2 separate regions of the Homo sapiens genome follow, and region 2 is linked to region 1. Evidence: chromatin contacts called from ENCODE Hi-C data. All regions are on one chromosome and are shown on one strand. Each heading gives the region's core, a stretch centred on a gene start or an enhancer-like site at or near the end of the contact. The rest is flanking DNA. Distances are from core to core; before and after follow the strand shown.

The links. A loop is a pair of places that touch in the nucleus more often than their neighbours do. Pooled maps may share reads with other maps.
Region 2: a pooled map shows a loop between it and region 1 (5-fold over the local background). The contact joins the promoter of RANGRF here to the promoter of MPDU1-AS1 in region 1. A Hi-C loop is called at or near these places in 6 of 50 pooled maps.

What each region holds. Positions count from the first base shown.
Region 1 is chr17:7,581,675-7,585,630 of GRCh38, forward strand. It overlaps MPDU1-AS1 (MPDU1 antisense RNA 1), which reads right to left and starts at 2,418. Exons shown (of 2, transcript NR_136402.2): 1 at 2,244-2,418; 2 at 300-489. It overlaps MPDU1 (mannose-P-dolichol utilization defect 1), which reads left to right and starts at 2,178. Exons shown (of 7, transcript NM_004870.4): 1 at 2,178-2,291. The coding sequence starts at 2,189. It overlaps CD68 (CD68 molecule), which reads left to right. Exons shown (of 6, transcript NM_001251.3): 6 at 1-437. RefSeq lists enhancers at 1,002-1,875, 1,827-1,876, 1,876-2,750, 1,987-2,516, 2,751-3,623.
Region 2 is chr17:8,287,008-8,290,773 of GRCh38, forward strand. It overlaps RANGRF (RAN guanine nucleotide release factor), which reads left to right and starts at 1,663. Exons shown (of 5, transcript NM_016492.5): 1 at 1,663-1,858; 2 at 1,949-2,065; 3 at 2,251-2,407; 4 at 2,496-2,581; 5 at 2,806-3,080. The coding sequence starts at 1,782. The coding sequence ends at 2,929. SLC25A35 (solute carrier family 25 member 35) reads right to left here. Exons shown (of 5, transcript NM_001320870.2): 5 at 3,054-3,671. The coding sequence ends at 3,498. RefSeq lists enhancers at 1,326-1,555, 1,916-2,035, 2,316-2,385 and a silencer at 2,116-2,165.

The DNA.
Region 1 (3,956 bases), core at 1,168-3,667:
ACTTTGGGAGGCTGAGGCAGGTGGATCACTGGAGGTCAGGAGTTTGAGACCAGCCTGGCCAACATGGTGAAACCCTGTCTCTACTAAAAATACAATTAGCCAGGTGTGGCGGCGTAATCCCAGCTGGCCTGTAATCCCAGCTACTTGGGAGGCTGAGGCAGAACTGCTTGAACCCAGGAGGTGGAGGTTGCAGTGAGCCGTCATCGCGCCACTAAGCCAAGATCGCGCCACTGCACTCCAGCCTGGGCGACAGAGCCAGACTGTCTCAAATAAATAAATATGAGATAATGCAGTCGGGAGAAGGGAGGGAGAGAATTTTATTAAATGTGACGAACTGCCCCCCCCCCCCCCCCAGCAGGAGAGCAGCAAAATTTATGCAAATCTTTGACGGGGTTTTCCTTGTCCTGCCAGGATTAAAAGCCATGAGTTTCTTGTCACATGCCTTTCTATGCCTTCCATGGCTGGGTCTCAGGGAGCCGGAAGCAGCTGCTGAGGAGGGATGAAAATGTCAGTGTGTGACGATGCCTCATGGGTTCACCCCCCAAAGCCTGGCACAGCTGGTGTTGGGTCTGCCGTGCCTCCCTTCCTTCCTCCTCTTGGGGCCACTGGCTGCTCCAGTTCCCCATCCGTGGCAAGCCGGTAGAGCCATTCATCCCCGCAGCCTTCTTCCTGACCCTCGTACAGTTTCAAATGCAGCAGACAGCCAAAGCAATGAGTGGGGGGCTGTGGAACTTCATTCCCAAAGGCAGCGCCAGTGGCTCCTGAGCAATGAGAATGTCCTGTCCTGTCCACCATATTCAAGGCCAGCAGAAGAGCCCGATTAAACCCTCGCAGCACCTGGCATGCTCCTATCCCACCTACAAGGGGTTGAATCAAGAAGGAGCAGTGGGTACTCTGACCTCCACTGGGGGCTCCTGGGAACAGCATGCCCCCCACACGGGGCCACCTGCCAAGCCTAACTTCATGCCCCCAGTACTTGAGATGAGGAGTGTCACTCTCAGGACAGCCAAGGTCCAGATTCCAGAAAGGACCTCCCAGATGGCCACAGCCTGCACCAGCAGTGAGCGCCAGTCCCACCCATTACAGCTGGCTACGGCGCAATCCCTGGGAGCCAGGATGAGCAGCACCCCCCAGCCGTAGGAGCCCCAGGAGGCTTCCGGCCTCCAAGGCCCAGAGACTGCCCCACAAGGGCAGCCCTCACCTGGCAGGGCCCCAGCAGCCCCACCTCTGCCTGCAGACATCCGTGTGACCTTGTAGACTTTGGAGGGGGGCCGCCAAAGGGCTGATCCACAGCGGAATGACGCACGGGTGGGCACCGTGGGTTGGCGTCCCGGCGGTCGGTAACGAAGCACAACGCCCCCACCAGGTAGTCCAAGGTGCCCTTTCCCAAGCAGCGCTGCAGGGTCCACTCGGCCTCGCCGAAGTCTCTGCCCAGCACGTGGTGCGCCCTCGGGCCAGCGGGGAGGGGGCGAATCCCGGGACTGCCTCGCCAGGCCTCGGCTCCCCGGAGACTCTTGGGGGTCTGGGCCCCAAGGGTGATTCAGGTGCTGCCCTTCCCCGACCTGGGCTCGCCTCCCCCACCTCCTCCTCTGCTTCACTGTCCCGGGCCCAGCAGTTGCCGGCGCACTCATGCTCCGAGGCCTGAGCCAACCGGAGGCGAGACAAGCACAGGGCCCTGCGCGCAACCCGGCACCTAAGGAGGCCTGCCCGGTGCAGACTCTCCTGCTCCCACCGGCGCCCTTCCCTCTAGAGACGCTGAGAGAACGGGAGCTAGTAGCGCCCCCACCCAACGCCACCTCGGAGACTCCGGCTCCTTCTCTCTCAACTTCGAACAATACAAAGTGTGCTAGGAGAAGACAAGATGGCGCCCAGCAGGAGGAGCGGAGAAAGGCAGGGGTGTAAATCTGGCTTCCAAACTGGAAGCGTCAACAAAGGCGTGGGAGGTCTAACCGCGCAGGCGTGCAGCTTCGGCAAGCTTTACAATTCCAACAGCGCGTCCAAAACGTGGTCCCTGACTGAGACTTATTTTACGCCACTAGAGTGAGGGTGGGTAGCGTCAGAAAGAGCGGGGCACGGGGCGGGCCAGCTTCGCCGCGGGAAAAGAACGGGAGGCGGAGTGTCCGCAGCGCGCACGCGCAACGAAAGTCAATGGCGGTCTGGAGAGACTGGCGGAAGCTAGCTTTGCAATATGGCGGCCGAGGCGGACGGACCGCTTAAACGGCTGCTCGTGCCGATTCTTTTACCTGAGAAATGCTACGACCAACTTTTCGTTCAGTGGGACTTGCTTCACGGTGAGTTTTATTCAGCATCCGATCCAAGTCCTACTCGAGTGACCGTGGGCCCTTAGTCCAAGCCTTGATCGGCGACTAAGTGACGGCAGTGACTGCCGCCATGCCGAGCTGGACGGAAGTCACTTCTGAGAAGGGCGGAAGTGTCTCGGGCTCCTTAGAGGGAGGACACCATATTAGTGCCAGTGGGGAAGTCACCGGGTGGAATTACTTCTTTGTGGAGTTTGTGCTGTAGCGACAATGAAAAACGAAGAGTCAACTTTTATAAAACAAAATAAAAATTAAGTCAAATCATGCCAACCTTTATTAGATCGCTAGCAGGGTTAAACTTAATTCAAAGCCCCTGATGAATCGGGCCTTCATTGCACCCCCAAAGGCTCCGCCACCCTGATTGCTTTCTTTCCAGCCTCCAGGTTTGCTCATAGTCTGATTTCGGAATAATTTGCCTCCCTTCCTTTTTCTGATTGCGAGACAGCTCCACAAGGGTCACCGTCAGACCGTTTGGGGAGCGTCAGTCTGCCCCTGTCAGTTCATGGTACCTCTCTTGAGCTCGTGGGGCACTTTGTTTTAGCCGCATTCATGACCCGTGAGAGTCAGACTCCCACTAGACCAAGTTCCTTGAGGGGAAGGCTTCAAGGCTAGAGAAGTTGTGGATGGCCAGGGCATAAAAGCAAGCCTTGAAAGGGTAAGGTTTAGTCCCTGAGTAGGGGCCAGGGACAGTCAGAGTGTTCAAGAAAGAGTGGTATGGGGCGGGCACGGTGGCTCACGCCTGTAATCCCAGCACTTTGGGAGGCCGAAGCGGGTGGATCACCTGAGGTCAGGCGTTCGAGACCAGCCTGGCCAATAGGGCGAAACCCCGCCTCTACTAAAAATACAAAAAATTAGCCGGGCGTTGTGGCAGGCGCCTGTAATCCCAGCTACTCGGGAGGCTGAGGCAGGAGAATCGCTTAAACCCGGGAGACAGAGGTTACAGTGAGCCAAGATCGTGCCATTGCACTCCAGCCTGGGCAACAAGAGTGAAACTCCGTCTCAAAATTAAAATAAGAAAAAAAAAATGGTATGAAGACTTGTCTTTGGAGAGAGAAGACATGTGAAATGGGGCACCCATTGGCCCAGAGAAGGGAAATAAAGGATCAGAGAGCTCTTGGGCATTTCTCAGCTTTATATGGGGAAGCAATGGAGAGCCGTGGAGGTCAAGCCAAGTTTGGGTGTTAATTTATAGGGAATGGAAGATTGGATGTGGGGGGTGGTAGGCATCGGAGAAAAGCTGTTTTGGAAAGTAACAGTCTGGGGCCCGGTGCGGTAGCTCGAGCTTATAATCCCAGCACTTTAAGGAGGCTGAGGCAGGTGGATCATCTGAGGTCAGGAGTTCGAGACCAGCCTGGCCAACATGGTGAAACCCTGTCTCTACTAAAAACACAAAAATTAACCGGGCATGGTGGTGTGTGCCTGTAATTCTAGCTACTTGGGAGGCTGAGACAAGAGAATTGCTTGAACCCAAGAGGCAGAGGCTGCAGTGGGCTGAGATTGGGCCACTGCACTCCAGCCTGGGTGACAGAGCAAGACTCTGTCTCCAAAAAAAAAAAAAAGTGTGGTGGTTTGGAGCAGGAAGGACCAGGACTTTCTCACTGCCCTCCGCCTCTCCTCCCCCCAAGACAATGCAAGACC
Region 2 (3,766 bases), core at 413-2,912, 700 kb after region 1:
AAGTGTGCTCCACTGTTCCTTCAGTGAGGCATCGGGGGCTGTGTCCTAAATGTCTTTGTATCTCCAGCCCTTCACATTAGGGCCTGGCAAGGTAAGAGACCAATAAATATGTACCCTTTGGCTTCATTTCACTAAGTCATTAGGGTCCAGAGGTATGGTCAGCACTTGGAACCCTGTGGAATGGCCTCAAGATCAGAGTCCTCTTGCCCAATTCTTGGCTGGGAAGTAGGTGACATCTAGAATCCATGAGGGTATGGGTGATCTCCTGGGTTCCAGACATTTGCATTGAGTTTATTCAATCACTTAACAATATATATTAGGTCTGGGCTGGGCACGCTGGCTCACGCCTGTAATAATCCCAGCACTTTGGGAGGCCAAGGCAGGCGGATCATCTGAGGTCGGAAGTTCGAGACTCACCTGACCAACATGGAGAAACTCCATCTCTACTAAAAATACAAAATTAGCTGGGTGTGGTGGTGCATGCCTGTAATCCAGCTACTTGGGAGGTTGGGGCAGGAGAACAGCTTGAACCCAGGAGGCGGAGGTTGCAGTGAGCCAAGATCATGCCATTGCACTCCAGCCTGGGCAACAAGAGTGAAACTCCATCTCAAAAACAAAACAAAACAAAAAAACCCAATATATATCAGGTCTGTTATGCTCTAAACACCGTGCCGGGTGCTGAGGATCAAAGATGAATAGAGAAATGAACTGAAATGATATAGTGAAGTTAAAACTTAAAGAACACAACAAATCTGTAAAAGACAAACAAAAGAGGGTTTAATCTGTGCTTCTGTCCAGGTGTGTGGAGCTGGGGGTGGGGTTGCACCTGCCCGGGAGCATTCCCAAGGCAAATATTTGAGAGGAATTAGATTTCTAATACCCAGGTTGGCTCTCACTTTCAGGAAGATGTGAGACCTGAATCCTAACCTGGACGCATTGTTCCCCTAATTCCCAGCAGCAGATCTATGAATTAGCGGTCTGGGTGGCAGCCCATTCTTCTTTCAGAGGCCCAGAACACCGTGAAACTATGCTTTCCTGACTCAAGAGACCCTACCTAGACGTGGGCCCCTTTGACGAGCACCTGCCCCTCAGGAGGGTCTCAGGCGACCTTCTTGGAAGGTGTGACCACTTGAAAAGGACGAGGAGGCCAGGCGCTGTGGCTCTCGCCTGTAATTCCAGCACTTAGGGAGCCGAGGCGGGAGGATCGCTTGAGTCCAGGAGTTTGAGGCCAGCCTGGGCAAGATTGGGAGACACTCCCCACCCCGCCCCATTTCTACAAGTAATTAAAAATTTAGCCGGGCGTGGTGGCGGGAGCAGGAGCCACTCAAGAGGCTGAGGCAGGAGTATCACTTGAGTCCTGGAGGTGGAGACTGCAGTGAGCGGTGATCGCGCCACTGCATTACAGCCTGGGCGACACAGCGAGACCTGTCAATCAATCAATCAATCAATCAATCAAGAGGAGGCTGGCGGGAGCATGCTCGTGACCACCGGGGGCGACATAGACCCTAACCCTAAGTCCAACCCCAAGGCAGACCCCACCGTCCCGCCAGGCGCACTCCTAAGAGCGCGGCTTCCGGAGCAAAGCCGCTGACCCCCGCCCCCAGGGTCTTGGCGCCGATTGGCCAACGAGAGCGCAGGGCGGAGCCAAATCTTAAAGGATCCGGGAGCTAAGCCAGACCCGGGTGGCGGTGGCAGCTGCGAAACCCAGGGAGCCGATGCCACGTGACCCAATGTGGACTTCTTTTAAACCTTTCTAATGCCCATAACCCAGCCTCAGACCCATGGAGCCCACGAGAGACTGCCCGCTGTTCGGGGGCGCCTTTTCCGCCATCCTCCCCATGGGGGCCATTGACGTAAGGTGAGAAGGCCGGGGCGCCCAGGGGCGGCTGACTGGGTGGGTTGTGGGAAGAGACCGGGGTCAACCAGGGTCTGCCTCGCCTCACTCCAGCGACCTCCGACCGGTCCCGGACAATCAAGAAGTTTTCTGCCATCCCGTGACGGACCAGAGCCTGATAGTGGAACTTCTCGAGCTGCAGGCCCACGTACGGGGCGAAGCGGCTGCGCGGTGAGGGAATGGCCCCCGGCTGGCCAATGGCAGGGGCGGGGTCGGACCAGTGGGCGGGGCCCGCGGCCGACGGTTAATCCGGGCGGTGAGACCACGCACGGGCCGGGAGCCAGGCCTGCAACTTAAAGATGCTCCCGGGGAGGCGACCAGAGATGTCCCTTCCTGACCCCGCTTCCCTACTCCAGGTACCACTTTGAGGATGTTGGTGGCGTGCAGGGGGCTAGGGCTGTCCATGTGGAGTCTGTTCAGCCTCTCAGTTTGGAGAACCTGGCCCTGAGGGGCCGCTGTCAAGAAGCCTGGGTCCTCTCTGGCAAGCAGCAGATAGCTAAGGAAAACCAGCAGGTGAGGGCCCGAGAGTGTGTAATGTCCTGGAAGGGCGGTAGCGGGGACGCAGAGATCCAGGTAAGCATCCTGACTCTGATCCCCTTAGGTAGCAAAGGACGTGACACTTCATCAGGCCTTGCTGAGGCTGCCCCAGTACCAGACTGATCTCTTGCTTACCTTCAATCAGCCCCCGTAAGGAGGAAGGAACGGGCGGGTATCTCATGACTGGGTTCCCAGGAGAATCGGGCTGGGAGGGACAGAACAGGGAGACTCACTGGTGGGATCCTCCAAGGAAGCAGGAGTGGGCCAGAGGTTTGGGGTAACTGATACCCAGGTCCTCTGGGGAACAGGAATTGGCAATTTCCAAACCTCAGGCCTGGATGATGTTCTGTCTCCATCTGTTCCCCCACCCCAAGCCCTGACAACAGGTCATCTCTTGGCCCCGAAAATCTGTCACCTGCACCCTGGAGCCTGGGTGACTTTGAACAGCTGGTGACCAGTCTGACCCTTCACGATCCTAACATCTTTGGTCCCCAGTAAAGGCGCTGAAGCACTGCATGATGTTGCTGAGAACTTGGGGACTCGGTTCTGTGAGGGGGAAAAGAGGTTGAAAAGAGGGTTTCCTCTTATTTCTTCCCTGTGCGTAAACATAAGACAATCCCTCTTCAGAATAAACTTGCTTTATAATCAATATAATCTCTGTGCCTTTGAATCTAACAGGACACCTGGGTCCCAGACGCCTGGGAATTGGGTCTCTCGATTCCCTTTGGTTTTGGAGGGAGGAGTTTAAAACTGTGCATGGGAGCAGGAGGGACTCAAGGGTGGCAGTGGTGAGTGGGAGGAAATACACTTTGGGATGACTCGTTCAGCCCTGAGAGAGGGGTGTGAGTTACCCAGGGAATGGGTAGGGAAGGTTTAAAGCAACACCCAAGGAAAGAAGGGAAACTCATCTCTTGTAGTGATTCAACCCTGAGAACAGATGGGGAGTGGGGTTGGCTGTCCCCCATGGATGGATGAAAGGTCACCTAATCAGTAGTCACCAGGACATAGTGGTGGAGGCACAAGTGGCCAAGGAGTGCTCATTTGGTGGAGACTGGGAAAGCGGCTGTTATTTAGTGTCTGTGTAGTAGAGGGAGCGCAGCTGGTCCCAGAAGAAGAGGGAGAGGATGGTGTGGGGGCCGAGGCGGAAGTAGGAGGCACCTATACCCTTGTACATGCCAAAAATGCCCTCGGTCCGAGCTGTCTGCAGCAGAGCGTCCAGTATCCCCCGGTACATGAGGCCCTGAGAGTGTGTCAGAGAGGGAGGGAGAGCACAGAGAAGGAGTTTGTCAGAGCCCACCAGGGGCAGCACCTCTACAGGCTGCATTTCAGGCTATC